2 separate regions of the Homo sapiens genome follow, and region 1 is linked to region 2. The links are chromatin contacts, found by Hi-C or POLR2A ChIA-PET in ENCODE. All regions are on one chromosome and are shown on one strand. Each heading gives the region's core, a stretch centred on a gene start or an enhancer-like site at or near the end of the contact. The rest is flanking DNA. Distances are from core to core; before and after follow the strand shown.

What was found. A loop is a pair of places that touch in the nucleus more often than their neighbours do. ChIA-PET counts read pairs that join two places held with the same protein, here RNA polymerase II (POLR2A).
Region 1: a map of mammary epithelial cell shows a loop between it and region 2 (13-fold over the local background). The contact joins the enhancer-like site here to the promoter of RAD52 in region 2. A Hi-C loop is called at or near these places in 1 of 168 maps with a recorded cell type or tissue (mammary epithelial cell). POLR2A ChIA-PET finds 5 or more read pairs at or near these places in 3 of 52 experiments (HEK293, PC-9 and activated CD8-positive, alpha-beta memory T cell).

The regions. Positions count from the first base shown.
Region 1 is chr12:595,879-599,802 of GRCh38, reverse strand. All of the region lies in intron 1 of NINJ2 (ninjurin 2), which reads left to right. Among named protein-coding and RNA genes, the nearest start is that of NINJ2-AS1, 33 kb to the left of the region's middle. Within about 2 kb of position 1,407, at least 2 of the 41 ENCODE cell types and tissues checked have a DNase peak (open chromatin) inside an H3K27ac peak, as active enhancers do.
Region 2 is chr12:946,909-951,193 of GRCh38, reverse strand. It overlaps RAD52 (RAD52 DNA repair protein), which reads left to right and starts at 1,500. Exons shown (of 12, transcript NM_134424.4): 1 at 1,500-1,592. RefSeq lists enhancers at 1,278-1,547, 1,011-1,669, 2,098-2,177, 1,670-2,328.

The DNA of each region.
Region 1 (3,924 bases), core at 158-2,657, 350 kb after region 2:
GGGGTGCAGGTCCAACCAAGCTGAGGAGGAGAGGCAGTAGGCCAAGCGCAGTCGTGGGGCTGGGAGGGCCTCCGCACTTCCAGACTTGCTGGGACTGAGTGGTCCTAATCTCCCAACTCTACTGAGGCAAGTCAGGGTTCAAATTCCAATGAAGCCACGAACATGGGTGGCATCCTGATAAGTCTCTTAACCTCTCTGAGTTGTTTTCTCACCAGTAAATGGGGGGATAATACCCCCTTGTAGGATGTTGCAGAGATCATGTTGTGAGGTCTTACACGCTGCTCAACGTGTGATGGCTTGTGCTGTAGCTAGGACACTCACCCTTTTCTTGGGGGCTATGACCCCCTCAAATGTCTAAGATTTAGCTTCGTCATTCTCATTTCTTATCCACTGACAAATTAACTGGGGCGGGGGGAGGAATACTTTTTTTGAGATGAAGTCTCTGTCTTGTAGTGCGACGGCGCAATCTCGGCTCACTGCAACCTCCGCCTCCCGCGTTCAAGAAATTCTCCTGCCTCAGCCCCGCAAGTAGCTGGGATTACAGGCGCCTGCCACCACACCTGGCTAGTTTTTTGGTATTTTTAGTAGAGACAAGGTTTCTCCATGTTGGCCAAGCTGGTCTCGAACTCCTGACCTCAGGTGATCCATCCGCCTCGGCCTCCCAAAGTGCTGGGATTACAGCCATGATCCACCTCACCCGGCCTGGAATACTTTCCAAATTTGTGCTTTATTTATTTCAATATTTCTCTCTTTTTCGGCTGGTACAAGAAATACATCCTTGTAACAAAAATACAAGCATTGTAGGCTGGGCGCAGTGACTCACGCCTGTAATCCCAGCACTTTGGGAGGCCGAGGCAGGTGGATCACTTGAGCCCAGGAGTTCGAGACCAGCCTGGCCAACATGGTGAAACCCCGTCCTTACCAAAAATATGAAAACTAGCCGGGTGTGGTGGTGCACATCTGTGGTCCCAGGTACTTGGGAAGCTGAGGTGGGAGGATCGCTAGAGCCCAGGAAGTCGGGGCTCCAGTGAGCCGTGATTGTGCCACTGAACTGCAGCCTGGATGACAAAGAAAGATCCTGTCTCAAAAAAAAAGTTAAAATTAAAATATTGTAGAAAATAATATTAAACAGGATTAAAATTTTCCTTAATTCTATCGGCCAAAGATAATTGCTGTTAACAGTTTGGTGTCTATTAGGTGGACCTCAAATGACTCTAATTAGATTGAATTGATGACCATGTTTTAAATGTCTCCCCCCCTTTCTCCTCATTTCTCACAGCCCAAGCTGAGTCACGGGTGAGCTCCTTCGAAAGTGGCCTATGGCCAGGTCCACAGCACTCACACCTTAGACATAGCCCTGTCTGGTAAGATGGGCAAGCTCGGGCAGCCCTCTCCAGTCCTCTCTGGAATTCACTGCCAGTTTCCTCCCTCTGGGCAGAGGGAGGGCAAGGAGGAGGGTGGGGGCGGAATGGAGCTGTGGACACAGCTACCTGCTGAACGTAGATCCGCACTTACCCCCTCGGTGCCCAGGGGGAGGTCAGTGAAAACACCTGTGAAGCAGCCAAGTATGGAAACATCCTTGCGCATACCAGAAACAGGGTGTTGGCAAAGTGCTGTCTGTACATATCTATACACAGACACACACGCATACACACACATTATACACGATTGTGTGAGTGAGCAGTTCTTCCCTTTCCCACCCGTTAACAAGCTCATTTCCTTACAGGAAACTTATCTGCAGATGCTTGTGTTTATATACGAGAGACCAAGCTTTCTCCGCAGGGGACCTCCTACCTACATAAATTAGCCCAGAGCTACAAAGAAAAATCTTACTAGTGATAATAAATGTTCCTTTAAACCAGAAGGGTCCAGCATTATACTAGAGGGCTTCAACAAGGCAAAGGCCTCTGGGCCCTCTGGCCTGTAATAGCCCAGCATTCCCCAAAAGCAACAATGCCCCAGACCCTCCACACCTTCAGTGCAGAGTTGGCTGCACTGCCGAGGTGCAGGCTCCTGCGACACTTCTTGGTGTTCATTGTTAATGGTAACTCCCACTAATACATTCGCCTCTTCTTCAGCTTCTGAGATTCTATCTCCTCCATGAAATGTTCTTGGCCAATGGCAAGAGAAGTGGAAATTTCACTTGGCCCTACTTTGCCTCAAGACGCAATGTCTTCGAGACTTCTTCAATTCATCATATACAAGGAACAGCTCCTTGGTTTTATGTAACATGAATAATATGTGCTGCCCTTACTCTTTGATTTGTCTGACCTATTTTCACTTGTTTGTTCCTTATAATCTTTAAGTCTGTCCATGTCAGACTATGTTCTCCTGTGTCACCATGTTCTTAGTACAACCCTTAGTATCCTGGGTAAACAGTGGAAATCTCAAAAGCCCATCTGTAAGAAAACGTATAATAATAGCAACACTGAGATTTATTGAGTGCCGCACACTCTTACAAGTACTTTACACGCAGTAACCCAGGTAGTGCTCATAGCAACCCTGTCAGGAAGGTGCCATTATCATTTTCATGCTACACATGGGGAGACTGAGGCACAGAAGGGGGAACTGACTTGCACAAGGTCACACAGATGGTGGAACCAGCCATCACCCGGAAACCCACAGCCTACAACTACCAACCACGTAGTGTTTCGCCTTCCATTTTTCCCCTTTGTAGATTAAGGCATTTTGTTTTATTTTAGAAAACTGGGATCATAATTGTACTTAATAGGTGTGTTATTTGGTTTAGGGTATAAATTTGTAATAGTTATGACGTGACTTTTAATTTTAACAAGTTTTTCATGTGACAGAAGCTTAACTTTTTTATGTTTATTTATCTTTTCGACTGTGAATTCTGCCATTTTTTTTTGTTTTTTTTTTGAGACAGGGTCTCACTCTCATCGTCCAGGCTGGAGTGGGATGGTGCAATAATGGCTCACTGCAACCTCGACTTCCTGGGCTCAAGTGATCCTCCCACCTCAGCCTCCTGTAGCTGGGACTACAGGCACACGCCGCCACGCCCGGCTAATTTTTTGTATTTTTGGTAGAGACAGGATTTTGCCATGTCCCCCAGGCTGGTCTCCAACTCCTGGCCTCCAGGGATGCCCCTGCTTCAACCTCCCAAAGTGCTGGGATTATAGGTGTGAGCCACCGCACTCAGCTTGCCACTTTTTTATATTTGGAAAATTCTTCTCCATTGAGTCACTATCTTGTCTTTGGTTTTATTGTTTGTTTGTTTCTTTCTTTTTAAACTTTATTTTTTTAGAGTAAAATTCACAGCGAAATTCATAGCGAAATTGGGAGGAAGGTACAGAAACTCCCCATATGCCTCCTGTCCCTACATACGCACAGCCGCCCCCATTATCAACATCCCCCAGCAGAGGGGTCCATTTGTTGCAGCTAATGAAGCTGCGTTGACACATCATTATCACGCAACATCTATCGTTTACACAGAGTTCACTCCTGCTGTTGTATGTTCTACAGTTTTGGACAAATGCATAATGATGTATTTCCACCATCATACCCTCATACAGAGTATTTTCATTTTGGTAGCTTCCAAGTTTTGGCAGTTATATATAAAGCTTCCGTAAACATCCATGTGCAGATTTTTGTGTGAACGTAAGTTTTGAGTTCTTTTGGGAAAATCCCAAGGAGCGTGGTTGCTGGATCGTATGGAAGAGTATGTTGAATTTTGAAAGAAATTGCCGAACTGTGTTCCAAAGTGGCTGTACCATTTTGCATTCCCACCAGCAATGAACAAGGATGTTGTTCCACATCCTTGCAGCATTTGGTATTGTCAGTGTTCTGGATTTTGGCCATTCTCATCAAATTGTTGTTTTAATATGCACTTTCCTGATGACGTATCATGTGGACATCTTTTTATATACTTACTTGCCATTTTATGTCTTCATTGATGAGGTGTCT
Region 2 (4,285 bases), core at 251-2,750:
TTGCAGTGAGCCATGATTGCAGCACTGCAGTACAGTCTGGGCAACAGCTTGATAGCTTGAGACCCTGACTCTTTAAAAAAAAAATCATTTATCAAAAGATGACATACAAATGATCAACAGGTTCATAAAAATGCTCAATATTGGCTGGGCACAGTGGCTCACACCTGTAATCCCAGCACTTTGGGAGGCTGAGGTGAGCAGATCACCTGAGGTTGGGAGTTCGAGACCAGCCTGACCAACATGGAGAAACCCTGTCTCTACTAAAAATTCCCCAGAGGCTGGGGAATAAGGGGCTGGGGGAGATAATGGGGAGATGAAGATGTTGGTCTCAGGGTACAAAGTTAACAGTTAAACAGGAGGAATACAATTTTGAGATTTATTGCACAGCATAGTGACTATAGTTAATAATAATTTATTGTATATTTCAAAATTTCTAAGAGAGTAAGTTGAAAATATCTCGCCACAAAAAGAATGATAAGTGGGCTAGGTGCAGTGGCTCATACCTGTAATCCTAGCACTTTGGGAGGCTGAGGCAAGAGGATCACTTGAGGCGAGGAGTTCAAGACCAGCCTGGGCAACATAGCAAGACCCTGTCGCTACAAAAACTTTTTTTTTTTTTTTTGAGACGGAGCCTCGCTCTGTCGCCCAGGCTGGAGTGCAGTGGGGCGATCTCGGCTCACTGCAGGCTCCGTCCCCCGGGGTTCACGCCATTCTCCTACCTCAGCCTCCCGAGTAGCTGGGACTACAGGCGCCCGCCACCACGCCCGGCTAATTTTTTGTATTTTTAGTAGAGACAGGGTTTCGCCATGTTGCCCAGGCTGGTCTCGAACTCCTGACCTCGTGATCAGCCCGCCTCGGCGTCCCAAAGTGGTGGGATTACAGGCCTGAGCCACCACGCCCGGCCCCAGGGGACATTCTAGAGGGGACTTCGCCCCCCAAGCCGCACTTCTCCATTTCCCTGCGGTCGTCGCTAACCGAAGGCGCCATCCGGTGACGACTGGATGTGCGCGGCGGTGGTGAGAGGCCGCGAGAACCACCAGGTCCACCGCTGCCTCGGCCCGGGCGGAATCTGGGAAGGTCTCTGACAACCATTCATCCTCAGATTTTCCCAATTGTGCATGGGTGGGCGGGCCCCGCATCCTAATGGGCACTGGGCATGTGAAGTGTGAACCACCCGGGCCTAACTAGCCGCTGAAGGCCTGACGAAACCGCCAGGCCCACCAGGGGGCAGCAGAGATCCGACGGCCGCGGACCGAGGGAAGCTGGCGGGAAGTAGGAGGCAGAGGGCGCGCAGGGAAGCGGCAGGGCGAGCGGCTCAGAACGTAAAAGCCAGCACCGCGCCTCCAGGTTGCTTTACGGCTGCCGCAGAAGGCTTTGCGGCTCTTTTCCCCTCCGACTTGATTTACGGTTCCTTCTCTGGTCTGTGTTTTTTTTTTTCCCCCTCCGGCGCTGGGCGTGGGTTCGGACCTTCTTCCCAGAGACGCTCGCGCACCCTTCCCATTCTCCTCTGCGCGGCCTCCATCTAAGATCTCTTCCCCTTGTCCATAGCCTAGATCGAGCTCCCTGTGTGCACCGCGCGCTGCCCGAGGCGCGTAAGTGGGGGAGGAGAGCGGCTTCCCCCGGGGTGGTTCTAGCCGTGGGTGTGGAGCGTGGGAAGGCTCAGCTTCCGGGTCGAGAACCTGGGGCTGCGGTGGACCTGATCCTGAGGTCTCAGCGTAGAGATGCTGAGTCCAGAGGCCTGTTCTAGTTCACCAGTGCAGTGAGGGGCTCAGTATCCGGGCCTCCCGAGAGGTGGGTAGGAAGGCGGGGTACAGGAAACTTGGCACCAACGCGCCGGGACCCCACCGCGGTGCGGACAGCCAGGTGTCCGTGGTGGCGCTTCCTTGGAGATGCTGCCTGCAGACAGGCGTGGGGAATCTGAAGTTTGTGTTAATAGCTAAACGAAGTTGAGTTGCAGGGAGCGGGGGACGCTGGGAAGAAATGATTGATTTAAAAGGAATTTGACGCCGGGCATGGTGGCGGCATGCCCCCATGTTCCCTGGAGGTCAAGCCTGCAGTGAGCCGAGATCGCACCCGTACCACGACACTCCGTCCCGGGCGACAGAGCGAGACCCTGTCACGGGGGAAAAAATAAAAATAAAAATTTGACGCTCACTTTAGCTGAGTATTGAGCCTTGTTATAACATTGAGATAGAGGTCTGGCGCGGCGTCTCACACCTGTAATCCCAGAACTTTGGAAGGCCGATGCGGGAGGATCGCTTGAGGCCAGGAGTTCTACGCCAGCCTGGCTAACATAGCGAAACCCCGTCTCTACTAAAAATACAAAACTAGGCAGGCCTGGTGGCGGGCGCCTGTAATCCCCGCTACTCGGGAGGCGGAGGCATGAGAATCGCTTGAACCCAGTAGGCAGGTGTGCCGGTAAGCCGACATCGCACCACTGCACTCCAGCCTGGGGGACAGAGCGAGAATCCATCCAAAAAAAAAAAAGTTATAATTCACGTACAATTAAATTCACTCCCTTTTTTAAAAAAAAGTGGAGACATAGTCTCGCTCTGTTGCCCAGGCTGGAGTACAGTGGCGCCGTCTCGGCTCACTGCAACGTCCGCCTCCTGGGTTCAAGCGATTCTTTGCTTCAGCCTCTCAAGTAGCTGGAATTACAGGCGCATACCACCACACCCAGCTACTTTGTATTTTTCACCATGTTGGTTAGGCTGGTCTCGAACTCCTCGCCCTTCCAAAGTTCAGGGATTACAGGTGTGAGCCACCACACCCAGTCTAAATTCACCCTTTTAAAGTGTGCAATTCAGTGGTTTTAATATATTCACAAGGTTGTGCAATCACCACTATTATCTAATTCCAGAACATTTTTATCATCCCTAAAAGAAACCTTAAAACCATTAGCAGACACCCATTATTTCCTCCTACTCCCAGCAGCACTAATCTATGAATTTACCCATTCTCAGTACTGTATTATACAATATTTGTTCTTTTGTGTTTGGTTTATTTCACTTCATGATTCAAAGTCCATCTATGTTGTATGTAGCATGTATCAACTTCATTTTTTAAATAACTGAATTATTTATTGTGTGGATATACCACATTTTGTTTCTCCATTTTTGATGGATACTGGTGATTTTCTAGGCTTTCTAGGTCTAGTCCTCCACAGAACTCGCAGTCTGAGGCACAGACATTTAAAACTTAAGTTTTTGGAAACTAGCATTTAACTCTTGGGTTGGGTCAGGTAATTCAGTGGCCTCAGGTCTGGTATCGTTTAGGGCAGTTTTTTTTTTGTTTTTTTTTTTTTTTTGAGATGAAGTTTCACTCTTGTTGCCCAGGGTGGAGTGCAATGGCGTATCTGGGCTCACTGCAACCTCACCTCCTGGGTTCAAGCGCTTCTCCTATCTCAGCCTCCTCGGTAACTGGGCTTACAGGCGCATGCCACTATGCCCGGCTAATTTTTGGTATTTTTAGTAGAGACAGGGTTTCACCATGTTGGCCATGCTGGTCTCGAACTCCTGACCTCAGGTGATCCACCCATCTCGGCCTCCCAAAGTGCTGGGATTACAGGTGTGAGCCACCGCGCCTGGGTGGGAGTTTTGTTTTTTTGTTTGTCTGTTGTTTTTTGGGGGGACAGAGTTTCTCTCAGCCTCCTCGGTAACTGGGCTTACAGGCGCATGCCACTATGCCAGGCTAATTTTTGGTATTTTTAGTAGAGACAGGGTTTCACCGTGTTGGCAATGCTGGTCTCAAACTCCTGACCTCAGGTGATCCACCCGCCTCGGCCTCCCAAAGTGCTGGGATTACAGGTGTGAGCCACCACACCTGGGCGGGAGTTTTGTTTTTTTGTTTGTCTGTTGTTTTTTTGGGGGGACAGAGTTTCGCTCTTGTTGCCCAGGCTGGACTGCAGTGGCGAGATCTTGACTCACTGCCACTTCTGCCTCCTGGATTCAAGCGATTCTCCTGCCTCAGCCTCCCGAGTAGCTGGGATTACAGGTGTGCACCACCACACCCGGCTAATTTTGTATTTTTAGTAGAGAAGGGGTTTCTCCATGTTGGTTACGCTGGTCTCGAACTCCCTACCTCAGGTGATCCTCCCGCCTTGGCCTCCCAAAGTGTTGGGATTACAGGCGTGAGCCACTGCGCCCCTCTGGGAGTGTTTTTTAAAGTGTTCTATTCTCAGTTCACCACTTACCAGGCCGTTAATTATCGTGGTATCAAGCAGAGAAATGTTTGTGTGCTGGTCTTCTCAGGGAGGCAGAAACCGTCAGAGATTGCTGTTGTGTAA